Linked DNA regions of Homo sapiens: region 2 is linked to region 1. Evidence: chromatin loops called from intact Hi-C (ENCODE). Cell type or tissue: body of pancreas. All regions are shown on one strand. Links, peaks and the distances in the headings refer to the core of each region. The heading gives the core; the rest is flanking DNA. Region 1 has its middle 120 kb from the start of OR13F1. Region 2 has its middle 170 kb from the start of SMC2.

Region 1 (4,404 bases), core at 160-4,159:
AGCCCAATCATGAGCCATTCTCCAGATCTGGGTATAATGTCACCTAAACACACCTGGAGATCTGTTGGCCAGGAAGAAACAGAAGGGTAATGAAAAAAGAGAATACAAGTTGAGCAGTCAAGGAACTCTGTCAGCTACAGTTAGCTTTGTATGTGTTTTGGAGTACACTTTAATACGGCCACATAGAATTCCATGGGAAAAGTAAAAGATAAGGTTGACAGTAAGCAGAATCTGGATTGAGGGCATCCTTGAATTAGTATGTTCTTAATAGGCAATGAAGATTTTGCAAATGGCTTTTATGTAATTAGTCTGGTGATCTTTCCTAAGTCTCACATCTACAACTTGAAAAGAAAAAACCAATGTGTGTCTCAATGTGCCCTGAGAAAACCAGGGTGTTTCCTATACCGTATGCTCAGAAGATACTGTTTAGAGCAATGAATGGGGGATGGCAAGAAGAGAGTAGCTCCTATTTAATGGATGAATGGATGGGGGAGGCTGAGTCTATTTGACACATTGGTTGGAGAGGGGAGGTGTCTGTAGCACTGTAATGGCAGTGATAGGTTCCTCTGTAGTTCTTGGCAATGCAGTACTTTGAAGTTCTGTTTAATTTCTGCCTAGTTGGGGAAGGAGGGAGATCATCAGGGGATGGACAAGGGTAAGAGAGCCTGCAGGTGTGGTTGGAGGGAGGCAGGCTTGTCTGCAGCCTAGAATATGAGAAGAGCCAGGTTTCTGCAGCTGGGGGAATGGCTGATAAATGGTTGTGGTGGGACACAACCTGTGGACAGTACAGAATAAAACTCTTTAGGAGAGAGGCCGGTGAATTTAGAGAACTAGCCAGCCAGGGGTGAGGGTTTTTGTAGCCCTAATGAAGGCAGAACTGGAATGGAAAGGTTCAAATGTATTAGAAATGGGGGAGGGTAGAGAGGGTCTCAAAAAGTAGATTGAGGAGGAGACAACATTTGCAGCATGGGATGGCCAAGGCCACAGCGTATTCAGCATCATGGAAGGGGCGTCTGTCTCTCTGCATCATTGTTAGGGATGAGATTGGTGCCTCCTCGGCACTGGATAGAAGAGAAATTCCTCTCTGAAGCATTGATTGGAGAGGTAGTCTGTCTCAGGCACTGGATAGGAGTTTGATATGTGTAGCCTTTTTTTTTGGAATTGTTCAGGCTGTTCAGCACATGTTGGGCTTGTTTGTGTCACTGTGAGGAGGTGTGTAGTGTCTCGTGTACTTGCAGAATTCATTTGGGGATTGTACTCTTATGGCTCCACCCTAAATTCTGGGGTTCATCAATGAATCCACTACAGTGCACAAAGTGAGGCCAGAATGTCCACAATACTGTGGGGAAGATTCCAGTGTGTCTGCCTCACTAAGATCTTTGAGAGACCCTAGACATGTGCCACTGACTAGAGAGGGTGTTAGAAGCCTTAGGTCTTAATCCTGGGTATCTTCAATATTGGAAACAAGTGTAGGGAATTTGAAGAACTGTTGGGCCAAGGATTCCAAGTGGCTACATCAACAACTGGGGACAGAGCTGATACTTCCGAAGCCCTGGAGGGTAAGGCACCTCTGTGTGTTGTTTGCAAAAAACTTCGGGTTAAGTATGACTGTATAAGTGGGGCATTCTACAAAGCGGAGGACAAATTGTATTCTATTTATTGTATTTGGTCTGTGTGACTTTACTGAATTGTTTATTACCAAATTTGCATCACCACCCTGTTCACATATCTCCTCTTCTAATGACAGTAGAGGACAAAGCAAATTCTAATTTCTAGAATGCTCTTCCCCATTTGGTTCAAATTAAAATGTGCCAATGAAAACCACTCACATGTGTTTTGGAAAGTGGATGAGAGGAAGCCACTATTTCCTGGAAATAGTCACAGGCTGACACCTGAATAGACATGAGGTTCACAGCAGTTCCCTAGAGAGTAATAGGAACCATCCAATTTAGCAAATCAAGCTGAGACTGTTGGTGATAGCTTCTTTGACCTTAGCGCTCCTAGCTCTTTCAGTGGTAGCATAAGTGCCTAATTTTCTATTTTAAACTCCTTCATATGTGGACAACACAGGGTGGATCCTGTTTTCCTAATTTGAATCTGGGCTGATATTATGACGCCGACACTCCCTGTGCTATTGAATCGGACACAATAGAGGACAGGAAACACAAATTAGGCTCCAGCCATTTCCGTAGACAACTGGCCCGGTTGTATTAATTTAAAGTTGAATTAATGAATTCTTTTGTGACACTATACATTTTAAAATATTTTTTTGGTTATGTTGGTTCTATTTCTGTCAGCAATTGTCCATTGAGACTCTAATGCCAATTTATGATTATGGTAGAAACAAGAAGTGAGATTTTCACTCTGTGTTTAGTGCTGCCATTCTTTGTGAAACAAACTGAGATTATGACAGTGTATAATGAAGCAACAAAGTGATAAACAAGAGTGCAAGTATCAGGGGTCCAGAAACAAGAGAAAGTAGTCAGGACCAGAGTTGTTAGAAAAGACTCTAGGATGTGGAATTGTTGTTGGCATTTTTTTTTAATTGCAGTAAAATATGAAAACATAAAATTTACCATTTTAACCATTAAGTGTACAGTTCAGTAATGTTAATTATATTCACATTGTTTTGTAACCTATTCTCCAGAACTCTTTTCAGTTTGCAAAACTAAAATGCTACACTCATTAAACAACCCTATTCTTCTTTCTGCCTTCTCTGCTTCTAGGCCCTGTCAACCACCTTTCTATTTTTTATCACTATGAATTTGAATACTGTATGTACTGCATATAAGTGGAATCATACAATATTAGTATTTTTGTGTCTGGCTCATTTTACTTGTATAATACCCTCAAGTCTCGTGGGATGGGGGAGTTTCAAAGAAAGCCTAGAGGAACTTGTAGGATTTGGAGACATGGAAAAGGGAAGCACAAAATAGTATTAAAGAAGTCCTCTTATTATAATCACCAAAAAAAACCACCAGAGCCGGGCGCGGTGGCTCATGCCTGTAATCCCAGCACTTTGGGAGGCCGAGGCAGGTGGATCACGAGGTCAGGAGTTCAAGACCAGCCTGGCCAACATGGTGAAACCCCCTTTCTACTAAAAATACAAAAATTAGCCCGGCATGGTGGCAGGCACCTGTAATCCCAGCTACTCGGGAGGCTGAGGCAGGAGAATCTCTTGAAACTGGATGGCAGAGGTTGCAGTGAGCCAAGATCACAGCACTACATTCCAGCCTGGGCAAAAGAGCAAAACTCCATTTTAAAAAAACAAAACACAAACACACAAAACAAACACCAAAGCGTGTAAAACAAAAATATTAGAAATTTGAAAAAATGAACAAAACTACTATTACAGTGAGAGAGTTTAAGAAACCCGTCTCTGTCATTGCATATCAAAAAGGCAGTAAAGAAGTTAAATAAGGATGTAAATAATTTATAATTGATTTTTACATATTTATTTCCAGCTGTGAGTCCTCTAGCTGGTTGACTTTTAGGTTATTTTTATTACCTTGATAACTATTGGCAGCCAAGAAAAAAATGTAATCTAAAATATGAAATTCCCACTTTAGGACAACATCAGTTAGCCAGTTCCAGCTTCAGGTTATCCAAAAAGGCAGACAGAACCATGGAAAGAAAGCCAGAATGAATCAGAGTTCCTGTTGCTGATTAATTCTAGGTCTTTCTGTGAGGTACTTTCTTCCTTTACTTTATTTCCTTATCCATAAAATTGGCAAGAATCGTATCTAAGGTCTTCTTCAAGTCCAATATTCTGTGACATTATGCATATAACTGTTATTCAGATAAAAGGAGATGAAATTTTAATATTCATATGACAAGTGTTGATGATGGTATGTTCCATGCAGGTCCTGTACTATTTGGTGGGAATGGATATGTGAAGATATAAACTAGGGACCACCCAACTATGTCTGAATGTTTGGGGAATGGTCTGTAGGAGATAGACCTTCCTAATGTTTCTCAAAAACATTTTGAGAAAATACATAGTATATTTAGAGAATAGAGAAACATATCCATCATTTTCTTTCCAATGAGTAATTCATGATCCTCAAAATATATTGCACAATTCTCTTTCATGCTACTGGTTCCTGTGATGATTTTAGAACTAGATCAAGAAAACAAGTTATTTCATCTGAGAAATCACCCCACTGGGCCAAAGCATAAATATAAAGTTTGTGATGTTATAAAGGAAGATGGGAGTACAAGAAAACAGGAATCAAGCAGACACTCTAAAGTTTGAAAAATCAATTGGAGTTAAAAGAAGATCAGTTAAGAAAGGAAGCATAGTAGCAGTCGCTCTGAAGGTTAGTTATTGATAGCTCAATCCAAGGTGCTCCTATTTGGTCCTTGCAGACACCAAGAGAGGGTGATAAAGAATACTTGAATTCT
Region 2 (4,404 bases), core at 279-4,278, 120 kb after region 1:
TGGCTGTACTAATTTACATTCCTACCAATAATATATGAAAGTTCCCTTTTCTCTGTTAGCCACTCTAACTAGCGTAAGATGATATCTCACTGTGGTTTTGATTTGCATTTCCTTGAGGATTAGTGATGTTGAGAATTTTTTCATATACCTGTTGGCCAAGTTTCTCTTTGAGATGCTTATATTTCAGTCTGTCTCTTCATTTTTTTCCCCTTCAACACATTCTTCCTTTCCTTTTCTTATTTTTACTTCCTCAGTTCCTAAGTTCCCCAAACTATGAACCAGCTTAGAAGGGAATGGGCTGTTGGGAGAGGGATACACTGGCATCCAAAGTGAGATATTTCCAGTGGCTTAGGAAGATCTTAAGATAACAATGACAAGATGATGCTTAACAAGCAATCTAATCAGTGATAGCCAGAGATCAGATTCTTCATTATTCCACTTGAGTCCTTAGCTAGATACTTGGAAGTCTGGCTCTTCTGGCTTTTTTAAAGTCATGTGGCTTTAGAGCAGAGTTTCCCCACCTGAGCACTATTAAGGCCAGATTATTATTTTCTATGTACAATAGATTGTTAAGTACCATCCCTATTATCTACCCACTAGATGTCATTAGTACTTCCTCTACCCCAGTATGACAACAAAAAATATCTTCAGAGATTGTCAAATGTCCTGGCAGGAAAGAATTGCCCCCCAGTTGAAAACTACTATTCTAAAGCATAAAATTACTGTGTTTTGAGATCGTTTTCCCTACTGGAGCTTGAGCAGTTCTCCTACCACAAAGCTCTGGTACGTGAATTCATGGGAATGATCAAGTGCAAAATAGTTGAAAGAGCATGAGCTTTGAAGCCAGAAAATCTAAGCTTGAATTTTGACATCTTTCATTTGTATTTGTTTTTCGTAGGCAACTTAGTTAACTTCTCCATATTTTATTTACTTCATACGTACTAGAATATGGAAGGTCCTTCCTAGCACTTACCACCAACTATGTGTCTGTTTTTTTCTCTGCCTTTATTAGAATATAAGCTTCGTGAGAAAGAAGGGTAGAGTCTGGTTTATATACCACTGTGTCCCCATTGCTTAGAGTAAGTCAGGCATGTAGGAAGGCCTCATATGTACTTGTTTAATAATTTTTCTATAAGTAGCACAAAGTCCATGTCTGCTACGTAGTAGGCATCAACAACTATTCTTTCAGTCGGTTCTTATTATTCATGGTAATTGTGTTCTATAATGTCATCACAAACACCGAATTAAGTAACTACTGAACCACTGCTCCTAGGGGAAATATGGGGTTGGGTTCCCTTGGGTCTCTGGTAACATTTTCTTCAATAGAACAATATATACCTTGTTTTATCTGTGTCTGTTTGAAGAAATTATGTCTTATATATGTTGTTGATTCATTAATATTGAACTAACAGCCAGCAGCACTATAACCTATGCCTGAAGTAACTTCATCAAACACATGTGTTTTCTCTGAAGGCACATTATGTATGATTTCTCTTGCATTTAGGAAAAACAGACAACATTTCAGAACTATATTTGGAGGCCATTTGAAACAGCAAAATCTTTAACAAAAAATCATAAAAATGCAAAAAACGTGGCACTAACTTGTTATGAGAAAAACATGGGACTCAACTTCCTCTCCTCCCTCCAAACTTGAAAGTTGCTGAGAGACCACAGAGTGAGTTGGATAAGTCCAGCTTGATGAGTAGATGAGTTTAACAGGACTTACATACAGGGCACTCCTGGATGGTGGCAGGACAGCTCTAGAGATCTGTAGCACCACCCATCTCTAAACTGCTTTCAAGCTCATTTTCTGGCTCTTTGCCTGCTGTGTTTGAGTGAGGAGATTGATATATTCTCAGATATTCTCTGGGATGCTGGGTTCTCAGAAACACCTGCTTCTTGGCTGGGCACCACGGTCGTGGCTCACTGTTCAGCCTTCAGGGATAAGACAGCAGACATATGCCTTTAAATGGCCTGGTGGGGGACCTGTCACACTACATGAATAGACCATGGACAGGACACTTATTTACAGTATGAGAGCTGAAACAAGAAGGCAGAATGTCACCTTGTTCTATTTCAGCTGCGAATATGTACCCTGGTGAGTCAAATTTTTTGCCACTCTGCACATGTCCATAGATGACCATGAAAATGTCACAATCATTGATTTGGAGGCTACAAATAAATTCTGGGATGTGGACAAATTTGTAAATACAGAATCTACAAATAATAAGGATTAACTATATTCGTGGACAAAGTCAGTTTCTGCAAAAGAATACAAGAAAATTCTTACTAACTTAATTCTCAGGGAGAGTAATGAAACTTCAACCCAAACATGGTATTTTCCTCTTTTTGTCTAACAACAGACTATGGCTTCTCTCACCAAGGTACCCCCTTTACCAACACACAAAAGAAAACAGGGACTGCAACTTCCTGGGTGAATGCTTTGTTCCTGTTCTATGTTCCTTGTGATTTCTCATTTTCCACATATTTAGGGATTTTCCAGTTATCTTATTGTTATTGATTTCTAGTTCAATTGCATACATTCTTTGATCTCTATACTTTTAAATTTGTTAAGGTGTGTTTTATGGGTCAGAGTATGGTTTATCTTGTTGAATGTTCCATGTGAGCTTGAGAAGCATGTACAATCTGCTGTTGTTGGATGAAGCATCTATAAATATCAATTAGATCAAGTTGATTGATAGTGTGGCTTAGGTCAGCCATAACCTTACTGATTTTCTGCCTGCCTGATCTATCAATTACTGAAAGAAGAGTGGTATTGAAGTTTCCAACTATAATAGTGCATTTTTCTTTTTCTCCTTGCAGTTCTATGTGTTTTTACTTTACGTAGTTTGATGCTCTGTTGTTAAATGCATGTCTTATTGAAGAATTTACCCCTTTATCATTATATAATATCCCTGTTTATCTCTGATAATTTTTCTTGTTCTGTAATCTGCATTGTTTAAATTTAATATAGCTACTTCAGCTATCTTTTTATTAGTGTTAGCATGGTATATCATTCTCCATCCTTTTACTTTTAATCTAAATCTTTATACTTAAAATGGGTTTCTTGTGGAATGTAGACTACTCTGATAGTCTCTGTCTTTTATTGGTGTTTTTAGACCCTTCACATTTAAAGCAATTATTGATATAGTTGGATTAATAGTTATATTTTTAACTGTTTTCTATTTATTGCATTTGTTTTTTGCTTATTTCATTTAATTAATTAACTTTTTTGGTACTTCATCAGAGTCTTGCAAACACTCCATGAGGGAAATATCTTGGATCAGTTCCCATTTAGAGATAAAGAAACCAATGTTATTAAAATACAGTGATGTAACCAAGGTTGCATACAATAAAAATGACAGCAAGAATTTGAAACTTGTGAGTGTTCTTTACATGACAAAACATTATCTATCATATACTCAGCAAACTCGTCAATAAAACTCTGATAAAGCTTCCAAACCACATAAAACTATGCCCTCAAAATTTCTAAAATCTGCATGCCTCCCAAGGTTTGTTCTCTCCAAAACCAACCTAGGAGCCTGTTAAGAACCCAGAATGTTTGCTTTAGTTAAACCAAAACACCATAGATTAAATAACAGCCAGTGAATAACAAATTCTAACATGGTTAGCATAAGAGCAAGAGCAAAATGGAAAAATAGAATTTTTGCTTCTTCACAGAGACTGGTATTATCCATGAAAATCAAGCATACAGTTTCAGGGTGCCAGGTTTCTTAAAGAGCAAGAAAAAAATGTAACCCTATTCTCAGCCAGGCTGTTCAGTTTTATCTTCCCATAGACTGAGGTCATTTAAAATGAATTGTTACAACCTGGCTTCTGAATGACGATCTATTTCCCTATAAAAGTGCCTCTCCCTGCTTCCATGGGGAAGAGAGAAAAGACAAAACCGGCTTTAAGCCCAAACCATAATTTTAGTAATTACTAAACCAAGTGACTGCAGCCATAATTGAGTCATTCAAAGCCAAATGGTAACAGTAATTATTTTGTCAAATTTGAATAAAAAAGAGTTTTTTGGAGGGAACAAGTGGAGTTGAGCTAAGGAGACCTGAGCTGTCAGCCACAGAGCAGGAGACCTTTTCCAAGCAGAGAGGGTCTTCCTGGCACTGTGGTTCTCTTTTGTGACTATGATAGACATTCCTTGTTACAGATTATGGCCTTGTCACACTTAAACTAATCTCTCTTCGTGTTTTCAGGCCCAGATCATTCCCCTGGGCAGCAGTCATCAATTTACATGGAGAGGCACCTAAGGAAAGACAAAACCTATTTATCACACTTGCTCAGAGTGTACTAACAGCGACTTCAAACCAAGCATGGATCCACATTTCAATCAGGCTACACCTCTGCATCATCATAAATGGTGTCAAGATATATTGTTAAGAAAAT

The links. Peaks named below come from ENCODE experiments on the same cell type or tissue, not always from the same donor. Only the 100,000 strongest peaks of a DNase experiment are listed, where the experiment ranks them.
Region 2: a loop joins it to region 1, with 5 times the contacts of the local background. A loop is called at or near these places in 1 of 110 quality-filtered maps.

Annotation. Positions count from the first base shown.
Region 1 is chr9:104,380,584-104,384,987 of GRCh38, reverse strand. No RefSeq gene overlaps it. Among named protein-coding and RNA genes, the nearest start is that of OR13F1, 120 kb to the left of the region's middle. In body of pancreas, for the core only: no CTCF peak of the experiment used is centred there; no DNase peak of the experiment used is centred there.
Region 2 is chr9:104,263,561-104,267,964 of GRCh38, reverse strand. No RefSeq gene overlaps it. Among named protein-coding and RNA genes, the nearest start is that of SMC2, 170 kb to the right of the region's middle. In body of pancreas, for the core only: no CTCF peak of the experiment used is centred there; a DNase peak (open chromatin) is centred at 1,914.